Regions from separate parts of the Homo sapiens genome. Here all the other regions are linked to region 3. Evidence: chromatin contacts called from ENCODE Hi-C or POLR2A ChIA-PET data. All regions are on one chromosome and are shown on one strand. The core of a region is the stretch at or near the end of the contact, and the rest is flanking DNA. Distances in the headings are between cores, read along the strand shown. Region 1 holds the start of FUBP3 (far upstream element binding protein 3). Region 2 holds the start of TOR1B (torsin family 1 member B). Region 3 holds the start of ZER1 (zyg-11 related cell cycle regulator).

Evidence for each region. Hi-C counts contacts between places; a loop is a spot of excess contacts on that map. ChIA-PET counts read pairs that join two places held with the same protein, here RNA polymerase II (POLR2A). Pooled maps may share reads with other maps.
Region 1: a pooled map shows a loop between it and region 3 (26-fold over the local background). The contact joins the promoter of FUBP3 here to the promoter of ZER1 in region 3. A Hi-C loop is called at or near these places in 5 of 50 pooled maps. POLR2A ChIA-PET finds 5 or more read pairs at or near these places in 2 of 52 experiments (HEK293 and activated B cell).
Region 2: a pooled map shows a loop between it and region 3 (8-fold over the local background). The contact joins the promoter of TOR1B here to the promoter of ZER1 in region 3. A Hi-C loop is called at or near these places in 8 of 50 pooled maps.

The regions. Positions count from the first base shown.
Region 1 is chr9:130,577,650-130,581,214 of GRCh38, forward strand. FUBP3 (far upstream element binding protein 3) reads left to right here and starts at 1,928. Exons shown (of 19, transcript NM_003934.2): 1 at 1,928-2,115. The coding sequence starts at 2,032. LOC100272217 (a long non-coding RNA gene) reads right to left here and starts at 1,845. Exons shown (of 1, transcript NR_027440.1): 1 at 1-1,845. LOC124902286 (a long non-coding RNA gene) reads left to right here and starts at 2,191. Exons shown (of 2, transcript XR_007061818.1): 1 at 2,191-2,599; 2 at 3,010-3,565. RefSeq lists a silencer at 1,876-2,245.
Region 2 is chr9:129,801,630-129,805,092 of GRCh38, forward strand. TOR1B (torsin family 1 member B) reads left to right here and starts at 1,555. Exons shown (of 5, transcript NM_014506.3): 1 at 1,555-1,782; 2 at 2,444-2,709. The coding sequence starts at 1,584. RefSeq lists silencers at 1,635-1,764, 1,825-1,944.
Region 3 is chr9:128,770,625-128,774,162 of GRCh38, forward strand. ZER1 (zyg-11 related cell cycle regulator) reads right to left here and starts at 1,303. Exons shown (of 16, transcript NM_006336.4): 1 at 957-1,303. It overlaps LOC124902282 (a long non-coding RNA gene), which reads left to right and starts at 710. Exons shown (of 2, transcript XR_007061804.1): 1 at 710-924. RefSeq lists enhancers at 890-939, 1,668-2,394 and a silencer at 1,130-1,599.

The sequences.
Region 1 (3,565 bases), core at 678-3,177, 1.8 Mb after region 3:
CCTTGTTTTCCCTATTTATACTCATAGGGAAAGCCAGCTGGAATATGCATGAATCAACATTCTAACCTCAGAGATATATTTCTAAAATTCAAAACAGAAGTTATCACTGATACTTGGTTCAGCTGAACGACTGTGTTCATGAAAGTTGATACCATTGCCATTCCTTGATTTTTACAAGCATAGCAAACTTAAAACGCTCAACACACCCAGAATGGGCAATAAATGGATGTGTTGGCATGGTCCTCCTCGTGCTGGCACTTCAACAACACAGCAAGCTATGTACTTTTGAACAGGGGTTGGAACATTTTTTCTGAAAGCAATCTTCAATCTTGCAATTTTGCCAAATTCTTTTATTTTGCCATAATCTATGAATTATTCTACTTGGCATTATTGAATGCAAAATAAGTTTACTAAGCACCTACTATGTGCCACACCCTAGGGATACAGGGAAAAATAAGTCTCTGCTCTAAAGTAACTCACAGTCTAGGAAAGAAGTCATTAACAAATAAATAACTATACTTTGGTTATTGGTCAAGTATTCCTCATACTTCTTTAGAATGCCCAAAGCTCTCTTGGCATAATGACACAGTGAGGGGTGAGGGTGGGGTCATCAAGGAAAGTTATATGGGACTTTTTTCCCCAAGAAAGGGTCTTGCTCTGTCACCCACGCTGTACTGCAGTGGCGTGATCATAGCTCACTGCAGCCTTGACCTCCAGGGCTCAGGTGATCCTCCCACTCCAGCCTCCCAAGTAGCTGGGACTACAGGTGTTTGCCACCACGCCCAGCTAATTATATTTTTTGTAGAGACGGGGTCTCACTATGCTGCCTAGGCTGGTCTTGAATTTCTGGGCTCAAGAGTTCTGCCTGCCTTGGCCTCCCAAACTGCTAAGATTACAGGCGTGAGCTACCGCACCCGGCCCGTATTGGATTTTATTTATTTCCTTTTCTTGGTGCTCATCCTCCTTCACAACTTCAAGATGGGCATAAGATGTTTGACAACATGGTTCTTCATTAAGTCCAACTCCTTATCATAATAGGGCTTGGGAAATATTAAACACGAGGGCAATCGTGCTAACACAAAAATGGGCGCCCCCTAAACCTTGTTACTTGTTTGCTCACTTATAAGAAGAGCCAACTCAAAGGCTCAACTGAATTCTAGCACTAAGATTCCTTCCTTGCTGTAGAAGATCTGTACCTGGTCACTTCCATTAAAGTTACATAGGCGTTCCAAGAAGCCTCCTGCAATACAGTTGTGACTCAGCCGGTATGGGAGTAATGACGGTCCTGTGGTATTTCCTGCACCCCCAGAGTCCCAGAGTTTGTTAAGGACCGTGTAAGAGGACACCACGCTGGCTTTTCAGTGGGCGCGTCTCTCCTGGGGGCATCACCAGACAACCCCAGGCGGAAGTGGCGGTGGCCCATCCTCATGCAAACTGCAGTGTAAGAACTGGGGCCCGGGACTCCTCGCAAATGTGGGACACTGACATTCTGTGATGCTGTCCCAATGCCCTTTCAAAGCGCTCAGCCCCCAAATTCCCAACCAACAGCCATTTCAGGGAGGGGCTACCCAGGACCAGGCTTTTGATGAACCACGACTGTTCGGGGTGCCGTCTTGGGAGAGCCACGTCAGTCCCTCTGAGATTCCAAACGGCCGACAGCGGACACCTCGGGACCACATCCAAGCCTCGGGGACCTGTCAAGACGCCATCGACGGTCCTGGACCAAATCCCGCCCGGGAAGGGAAGGGTCGCGACCGGACCCTGGAGACCCACGGCTGCCTGGCGATCTGAGCCCACCCCGGCGCTGCCGTCCCGCCCCCACTTCCGATCGGTCGAAGGTCACGTGCCCTGACCCCGCCCCGCAGACGCGACTCCTCCAGCTGCGAGCGTCCCGGCTTTCCCTTCCGCCGGAAGTAGGGCGACTTTCCTTTTCCGGCTACGGGTCCCCAAGCGGAGCGGGAGGCCGGACCGGGGAGCCGAGCGGCGGCGTCGGCGGCGTCGGCGGCGGCGGCGACGGCGGCGGGGGCGGTAATGGCGGAGCTGGTGCAGGGGCAGAGCGCTCCTGTGGGGATGAAGGCCGAGGGCTTCGTGGATGCCCTGCACCGGGTCCGGCAGGTACGGGCGCAGCCGGCTGGCAGGAGCACGAGATCCCGAGGCGGGGCCTGGCGGGCGGGGAAGAGGGGTTCGGGCCTGGGGGGCGGGAGGCAGCCTGAACCGACGTCTCAGCCGGGCCGGGCCGTTCCGTGGAGTTCCTACAGCCGGGAGGAGCCGGGGGGATAAGGCGCCACTGCGAGGCCCAGGCCCGGCCTGTCGGGCGGGTCTCCCAGGTGCCTGAAGTCGCTGGGAAAGGGTTTGCTTAGAGCGTCTGGCCCCATCGTGCCCCAGCGGCCAGCCTGGACCCACAGTGTAGCTAGCGCGGGGTTCTGAACCTCGCGAGGGGAGGGGTCCGGGAAGCCCACGGGGAGGATCTGGGTGTAGACATAAAGCAGCTGTCTGACGCCCAGTAGCTTGTTAAAACTTGGGGAACATCGTCTTTAGACTTTCTGTTGAGTAGAAGGAACTCGAGGGCATCTTATATGTGAGGGTGCTCTTTGGAGAGGTGAGAGAGGGAGGTGTTACATGTGTGGGGGTGGTCCCCAAGATGTAGAAATTTCTCATGGCAAGCTTGCCTCTACTGGGGAGAATGATATGGCCTCATTCCGACATTGAAACTTTACTGTCTGACAATGTCGTGCATTTAATCAAAGTTAAATTAACTGGGTTTTAGAAGGCTCCAGGCTTCCCCAGAGAGTGAATATGGGACCTGCCAAAAATACTTACTGGCTTCTGGCATGGTACTTAGAACAGAACGTGTTCTTCATTTGTATCTAAAACTTACTTACAAGTCAGCCCTAACACTTCAGCTTCCTCGGTTAAGTGTCTTATGTCCTCCTCTCTTCTTATGTAATTGTAAGCGCACTGATACTTTAAAAGTTGGGCTATAACTAATTACTGCTTGATTCCTAACAGAAAGCCACAGGAGTCATTGTATTAGAAGAAGGTCTTCACTCGGGCGCTTGAAGATATGGTCTTTACATCTCTTTCCAGTATTCCAGGGGAGGGAACCCTACCTGTTTCCCTGATAACTGACTTTTCATGTTATATATTGATGCTCCTATAGACATTATATTGGATCCCAGAACTTTCCAAACCTGTGGTTCCACCTAAAATTTTATCTGATGAATTGTTACTTTACTGCCTAGCTGCCAACCAGTACAGTAGTGAGTATCCATCTTACTTAGACTTCAGATCCACCCATGGCTGTAATGGATGAACATGCCACCCAGCTCCCCTTCCACCACTCTGCTTGCTGGCGTGTTACAGTGCTCTCCTCTACAGTACAGGGTCCTGAACCTTGTTTCTCACTGGCTACTAATATGTAATGGCTTTCGCTCTGTGCTGATGTGTGACAGTCACCTTGTTGGCCTTCTATGTCCGGGAAGAATTATAGTCACTGCCCTAAAGGGCTCAGATCCTCAGTTTGCAGAAGGCCTGTAGTTGAACATAAAGTGAATTTTGAACCATT
Region 2 (3,463 bases), core at 305-2,804, 1.0 Mb after region 3:
CCCCTCCTCTGCTGTCGTTCCTGGCATCCAGCAAGGGGCCTGCCACCTAGCGTGCTGAATGAAAGAATGGACCTCGGGATTTCAGTGTGGAAGCCTGGGCAGGTCTGTCTTGGGGCCGCTGCATCCCCAGTGCTCAGTCTAGGGCGCAGCACGGAGAGTTCGCAACTGTTTCAGGAAGAAGGCAGGCGGGTGGGCCGACCCAAGAAACGCACATTATACCTCCGGCGAAGTGAAGGGAGGGATAACAAAGCAAAGCTTGAGGGCTCCGAGAAGCTCTGAAGAAAACAAATCCAGCCATAAGCCCACTCCTGTAACCCCAGGCTTTGGAAGACGGAGGCAGGTAGATCGCTTGAGGTCAGGAGTTCGAGACCAGCTTGGGCCACATGGCGAAACCCCGTCTCTACTAAAAACACAAAAGTTGGCTGGGCGTGTTGGCGGGCACCTATAATCCCAGCTACTCCAGCAGCTGAGATGGGAGAATCGCTTGAACCTGGGAGGAAGAGTTTGCAGCGAGCCGAGATCCTGCCACTGCGCTCCAGCCGGGGCGACAGAGCCAGACCCTGTCCCCAATATACATATCAGATAAGAAAAAAATATAAGAAAGTTTAAAAAAATTTTTTTTGGCTTTTTTTTGTTTTTTTTGAGACGGAGTCTCGCTCTGTCGTCCAGGCTGGAGTGCAGTGGCACGATCTCGGCTCACTGCAAGCTCCGCCTCCCAGGTTCACGCCATTCTCCTGCCTCAGCCTCCCGAGTAGCTGGGACTACAGGCGCCCGCCACCATGCCCGGCTGATTTTTTCTATTTTTCGTAGTGATGGGATTTCACTGTGTTAGCCAGGATGGTCTTGATCTCCTGACCTCGTGATCCGCCTGCCTCGGCCTCCCAAAGTGCTGGGATTACAGGCGTGAGCCGCCGCGCCCGGCCAGCCTTTTTTTTTTTTTTTGAGACAGTTTCGCTCTTGTCGCCCAGGCTGGAGTGCAGTGGCACGATCTCGGCTAACTGCAACCTCCGCCTCCTGGGTTCAAGAGATTCTCCTGCCTCAACCTCCCGAGTAGCTGGGATTACAGGCGCCCGCCACCACACCCATCTAATTTTTTGTATTTTTAGTAGAGACGGGGTTTCGCCACGTTGAGCAGGCTGGTCTCGAACTCCTGACATCAGGTGATCCGCCCGCTTCAGCTTCCCAAAGTGCTGGGATTACAGGCGTGAGCCACGGCGCCCGGCCAAAAAAAAAAAATTTTTTTTTTTTTTTTTAGATATTTTTTCACTCTTGTTGCCCAGGCTGGAGTGCAATGGCGTGATCTCGGCTCGGCCTCCCAAAGTCCTGGGATTACAGGCGTGAGCCACCGCGCCCGGCCCGAAAAAATTTTTTTAAAAGAAAAGGGAAACAAAACAGTCTCCTACACCTTCGGACCACTCCCAAGAACGATGGCACCGCCCTCCTCTCCGCCCCTCACCAACATGGCCGCCCCCAAGGGAGTGGGCGGGTCTGCGGGGCGGAAGTGACGCACGAGAGGAAGTCCGTCCTGCCGCTTGGCCGCGGGGCGCCTGGCTCAGTGGCTTCTGCGGGCTTCGAGGAGCGGGATGTTGCGGGCTGGGTGGCTCCGGGGCGCGGCGGCGCTGGCGCTGCTGCTGGCGGCCCGAGTGGTGGCGGCGTTCGAGCCCATCACCGTGGGCCTAGCCATCGGGGCCGCGTCGGCCATCACCGGCTACCTGTCCTACAATGACATCTACTGCCGCTTCGCCGAGTGCTGCCGCGAGGAGCGGCCGCTCAACGCTTCGGGTACGGCGCGCGCGCGAGCTGTGGGTCGGCGCTGCGGGGGGCGCGGGGGCGCGGGGGCGCGGAGGGACGGCCTCGTGGGCGCCTGGCACGGACCGGGCCCGTGGCATCTAGACGGCGGTGGTCCCAGCTGGGGTGGGCGGGGAGCGGATGGGGCGGCCCCGGAACCGTTCGCGGGAACGCAGAAGCGGTGCCTTCGCAAACAGTCTCCAGATCGTGGGGCTGCCCCAGCGCCTTTCTAAAGCTCCCGTTCCTTGGGATCACAGGTGGAAGAAACGGAAAGTAGGCGGGCGGCCCTTCTGCGCCCTGCCAACCCTATTAAGTAGTTTTCAGACGTGCTGCGTCGCCCAGAAAGCCCACATTTGGCCCCTGGTTTTCCTGCAGGTCAGCAAGGGTGGCTGGGATTAGCAAGCGCTCAGTCAAGCGATGGTTCATCTCTGAATGAATGAACATTTAGCTTCCTTATCAGACCCCGAAGCGTTAAGGACCTCCACATAATCTTGAAAGTGGCATCGTTTGACTGCCTCGGCCCTAGGGTGTGGCAGACACCCTGCTGTGTCCCTGGATAATCTGTGCTTCTTGCTTTGGCCAGCTAAGAAAGTGCTGCGTTGCTGATGCATTTTTAAGGTCTGTTTCTCTCTTTGTTCTGGGGCTGTTCTTGCAGCTCTCAAGCTGGATTTGGAGGAGAAGCTGTTTGGACAGCATCTAGCCACGGAAGTGATTTTCAAGGCGCTGACTGGCTTCAGGAACAACAAAAATCCCAAGAAACCACTGACCCTTTCCTTACACGGCTGGGCTGGCACAGGCAAGAATTTTGTCAGTCAAATTGTGGCTGAAAATCTTCACCCAAAAGGTCTGAAGAGTAACTTTGTCCACCTGTTTGTATCGACTCTGCACTTCCCTCATGAGCAGAAGATAAAACTGTACCAGGCAAGAGAACCCGCTATTATCTCGTCTGCAGGCCAGTCGGACTGGTCCGGGTGACCTGCTCACTAACTCTGGCCTCTGCTTCTCTTTCCTTTGTGTTGCTGTAGCCCCCGGCTCCACTGAGTTAAGGCACACTTAGTCCAGGTAGTTACAAAGCTCTCCTACAACATTTCTCTTACTTGGTTCCAAAACAGTCCAGTGGGGTAGGGGATGTTATTTCCATTAAAAGATGGGGAGCCAAGGGCCTGGCGCCGTGGCTCACGCCTGTAATCCCAGCATTTTGGGGAAGCCGAGGCGGGCGGATCATTTGAGGCCAGGAGTTTGAGACCAGCCTGGCCAACATGGTGAAACCCCATCTCTACCTAAAAGTACCAAAATTACCTGAGCACGGTGGCACGCACCTGTAATCCCAGCTACTTGGGAGGCTGAGGCAGGAGAATCGCTTGAACCTGGGTGGCAGAGGTTGCAGTGAGCTGAGATCGCGCCACCGTACTCGGTCTCAAAAAAAAAAAAAAAAAAAAGGCCTGGCACAGTGGCTCACGCCTGTAATCCCAGCACTTTCGGAGGCCGAGGGGGGCGGATCACGAGGTCAGGAGATGGAGACCATCCTGGCTAACACGGTGAGACCCCGTCTCTACTAAAAATACAAAAAATTAGCCGGGGATGGTGGCGGGCACCTGTTGTCCCAGCTACTCGGGAGGCTGAGGCAGGAGAATGGCCTGAACCCGGGAGGCGGAGCTTGCACTGAGCCGAGATC
Region 3 (3,538 bases), core at 53-2,552:
AAACCACTTATTACCTCCTTACATATCATGTTTATTATTTGCTGAATGAACAAATGAACCAAAGTAGCGAGGCCCTTCACCCCTGGCCACCACTTTCTGCTCTAAGTATAGCCTCCCGTGACCCTTTTCAAGGCTATGCTTTTATGCTCATCCTAACCAGTTTGAAGTCTGAAGAGAAACATTCTGTGAAAGATCATATATGGAAGGATTTTCCCAAGACATCAGACATTCCATTCCCCTCCCCCTTAAAAATCAAATGCACTAGCTGAGCGCGGTGGCTCATGCCTGTATTTCCAGCACTTTTGGAGGCTGGAGCGGGCGGATCACTTGAGCCCAGGAGTTCGAGACCAGCTTGGGTAACATAGTGAGACCCCATCTCTATTTAAAGAAAAACAAAACAAAACAAAACGAATGGACTGACAAACACAGGCAAAGACTGGAAATCTTGGGCTCTTTCGGTCAAAGAGCAGCCAAGACAAGTTCCACCCAGAGAGCTATAGTGGCCAGCACAGTCAGTTTCACTATCAACTCACCTGTCGGGCTCCCTTGGCCCTCCGGTTGCAACCTCACCCTGTTGGATTTCCCTATACTTTGTGTCATCCCTTTTGGGAGCTGATCCAGAATCCAAGTCGTCCTTGAGCTTCTAAGCACTTCTCTGGGGGAACTTAAGCTCATCCAACAGGTAGGAGGGGCAGAGGGTGGCCCTTTCAGCCCTACACCGATCCCCCATCTTGTAGGGGCAAACGACAGAGCGTCATTTTCTTTCTGGAGGAAGGGAGCTCAGTTTTAAAGACACGATTCTCAGACCTGGCGGCAGGGATAGAGAAAGGAACCCTCCCACCACTGGCGGAGATGGACCTCAGAGAGTGGTTGCAGCGGCGATGCTTAGGCCCCGTAGGCAGGAGGCGAAGGAGGAGGACGCAGGTACGTCCCTTGGCCCGGGGTCCGGGACCTACCCTGGACGGGGCTGCCCTCAGCGTCGGGAAGCGGACGTGATGCTTCGCAGGCGAGGAGGAGCAGAGAATGCAGCCCGGGAGAATCCGGGGCCAGAGCACCTCAGGAGGTTGGGGATCTCGTCAGGCTAGAGCCGGGGTCCAGGGGAGACGGGGGTCGGCGGGGCGGAGCTTGGGATCCCGGGGACGGGAGCTCCGGGAGGGAGGGGGTCGCGACGGGGACCCCGTGGCGGTTACCTTGCCCTTAGGGCTGCCGGCGGGGCTGAGGCTCCTGGGCCCGGCCCCTCCCCCGATCCGGCTCCTACGGCTCGGAGCCTGCAGCCGCCGCCGCCTCCGCTGTCAACAAACCCGGGGCGCGTCACTTCCGGGGCCGCCCCTTAGCAACAGCGATCGGGTTCCCCCGACCCGTCCCGCGGCTAACGCGGGCGGCGGCGGCAGAAGGTTCCGGGGACCGGCGGGCGGCTCCTTTCCCCGGGCCCGGCACGTTACGCCGGTGGAGGAAGCCGCGGGATGCCCCCCCCAGGCCACCCGAGAGAACGCGTCATTCAGGGCTCTCCCTGGCCTCCGAGGGGCCTGTTCGTGGGACCCTAGGATCGGTGCCCGCCCTGGCGCTGCGGTTCACCTGAGCCCAACACTGCTGAATAGCAGGACTGACTCTGGGCGCCAGCCCCCTCCATCCAGCGCCCTGTTGAACATGTCTTGCGTTCTCCACGGGTGGCTCACACTCGCGTGTCAACCCGCAGTCATCACCGTCCCCCAAAAGGTGCTCCTAACCTCCATCTAGGGCATGCGCCACCAGGCAACCGAGCTTCCAAATGGGAAATTGGGCGGCGACCTCGGCCCCTACATTTTCCTGGGCCCCTCGTCCAGTCTCCAAGTCCTAAGGATCCTGTCAAACCAGTTCCTTCTGGCCGAGCGCAGTGGCTCACGCCTGTAATCCCAGCACTTTGGGAGGCCGAGGCACGCGGATCACCTGAGGTCAAGAGTTCGAGACCAGCCTGGCCAACATGGTGAAACGCCGTCTTTACTAAAAATACAAAAATTAGCCGAGCGTGGTGGTGCGCGCCTCTAATCCCAGCTACTCAGGAGACTGAAGCAGGAGAATCGTTTGAACCCAGGAGGCAGAGCTTGCAGTAAGCTGAGATCGCACCACTGCACTCCAGCCTGGGCGACAGAGGAAGACTCCATCTCAAAACACCATCATTTCTTCTCTGGATTTCTCTTTTTTTTTTTTTTTTTTGAGAGACGGAGTTTCTCTCTCTTGTTGCCCAGGCTGGCGGGCAATGGCCCTCAGCTCACTGCAGACTCCCCGGGTTCAAGCAATTCTCCTGCCTCAGCCTCCAAGTAGCTGGGATTACAGGCGCCTACTATCACGTCTGGCTAATTTTTGTATTTTTAGTAGAGATGGGGTTTCGCCATGTTGGGCAGGCTGGTCTCAAACTCTTGACCTCAGGTGATGCGCCCACCTCAGCCTCCCAAAGTGCTGGGATTACAGGCGTGAGCTACCACACCCTAGCTAGATGCTCCTTTCTTGAGGAACCCTTTCTTGACAGGTGCCTCAGTTCCATTCCAAGAACTAATTTTGTGGATTTCTTTTTTCTTGCATAGCACCTTTTAATCTTTGACCAGCTACAACTATGTTCGTACAGTCTTGAATCCTTAAAAAAGCTGTTGGGCTTGGCACAGTGACTCACAACCTATAATCTCAGCAGATGGGGTTGTCGAGGCTGAGGCTTGAGCCCAGGAGTTGGAGATCAGCCTGGGCAACATAGGGAGACCCCATTTCTACAAAAATTAGCAGGGCATGGTGGTGCGCATCTGTAGTCCCAGCTACTCGGGAGGCTGAAGTTGGAGGATTGCTTGAGCCCAGGAGGTGGGGAGGTACGGTTTTATGCTCCTTAAGATGGACATCATCAGAGAGACAATAACAAATGTTGACGAGGATATGGCTAGATGGGAACTCTCATATTAATACATTGCTTGGGCCAGGCGTCGTGGCTCAAGCCTGTTATATCAGCACTTTGGAAGGCCAAGGCAGGCAGATCACGAGGTCAAGAGTTTGAGACCAGCCTGGCCAACATGGTGAAACCCCGTCTCTACTAAAAATACAAAAATTAGCTGGGCATAGTGGCGCACGCCTGTAATCCCAGCTACTTGGGAACTTGGGAGACTGAGGTAGGAGAATCGCTTGAACCTGGGAGGCAGAGTTTGCAGTGAGCCAAGATTGTGCCATTGCACTCCAGCCAGGGCAACAGGAGTGAAACTCTGTTTCACAAGAAAAAAAAAAAAAGCCCGGTTTGGTGGCTCACGCCTGTAATCCCAGCACTTTGGGAGGCTGAGGTGGCCTGATTGCCTGAGCTCAGCAGTTCGAGAACAGCCTGGGCAACACGGTGAAACCCTGTCTTTACTAAAATAAAAAATTTTAAAAAATTATCCAGGTGTGGCAGCATGTGCCTATAGTCCCAGCCACTCTGGAGGCTGAGGCAGGAGAATTGCTTAAACCCTGGGGGCGGAGGTTGCAGTGAACGGAGATCACGCCGCTGCACGCCAGCCTGGGCAACACTGTGAGACTCTGTCTCAAACAA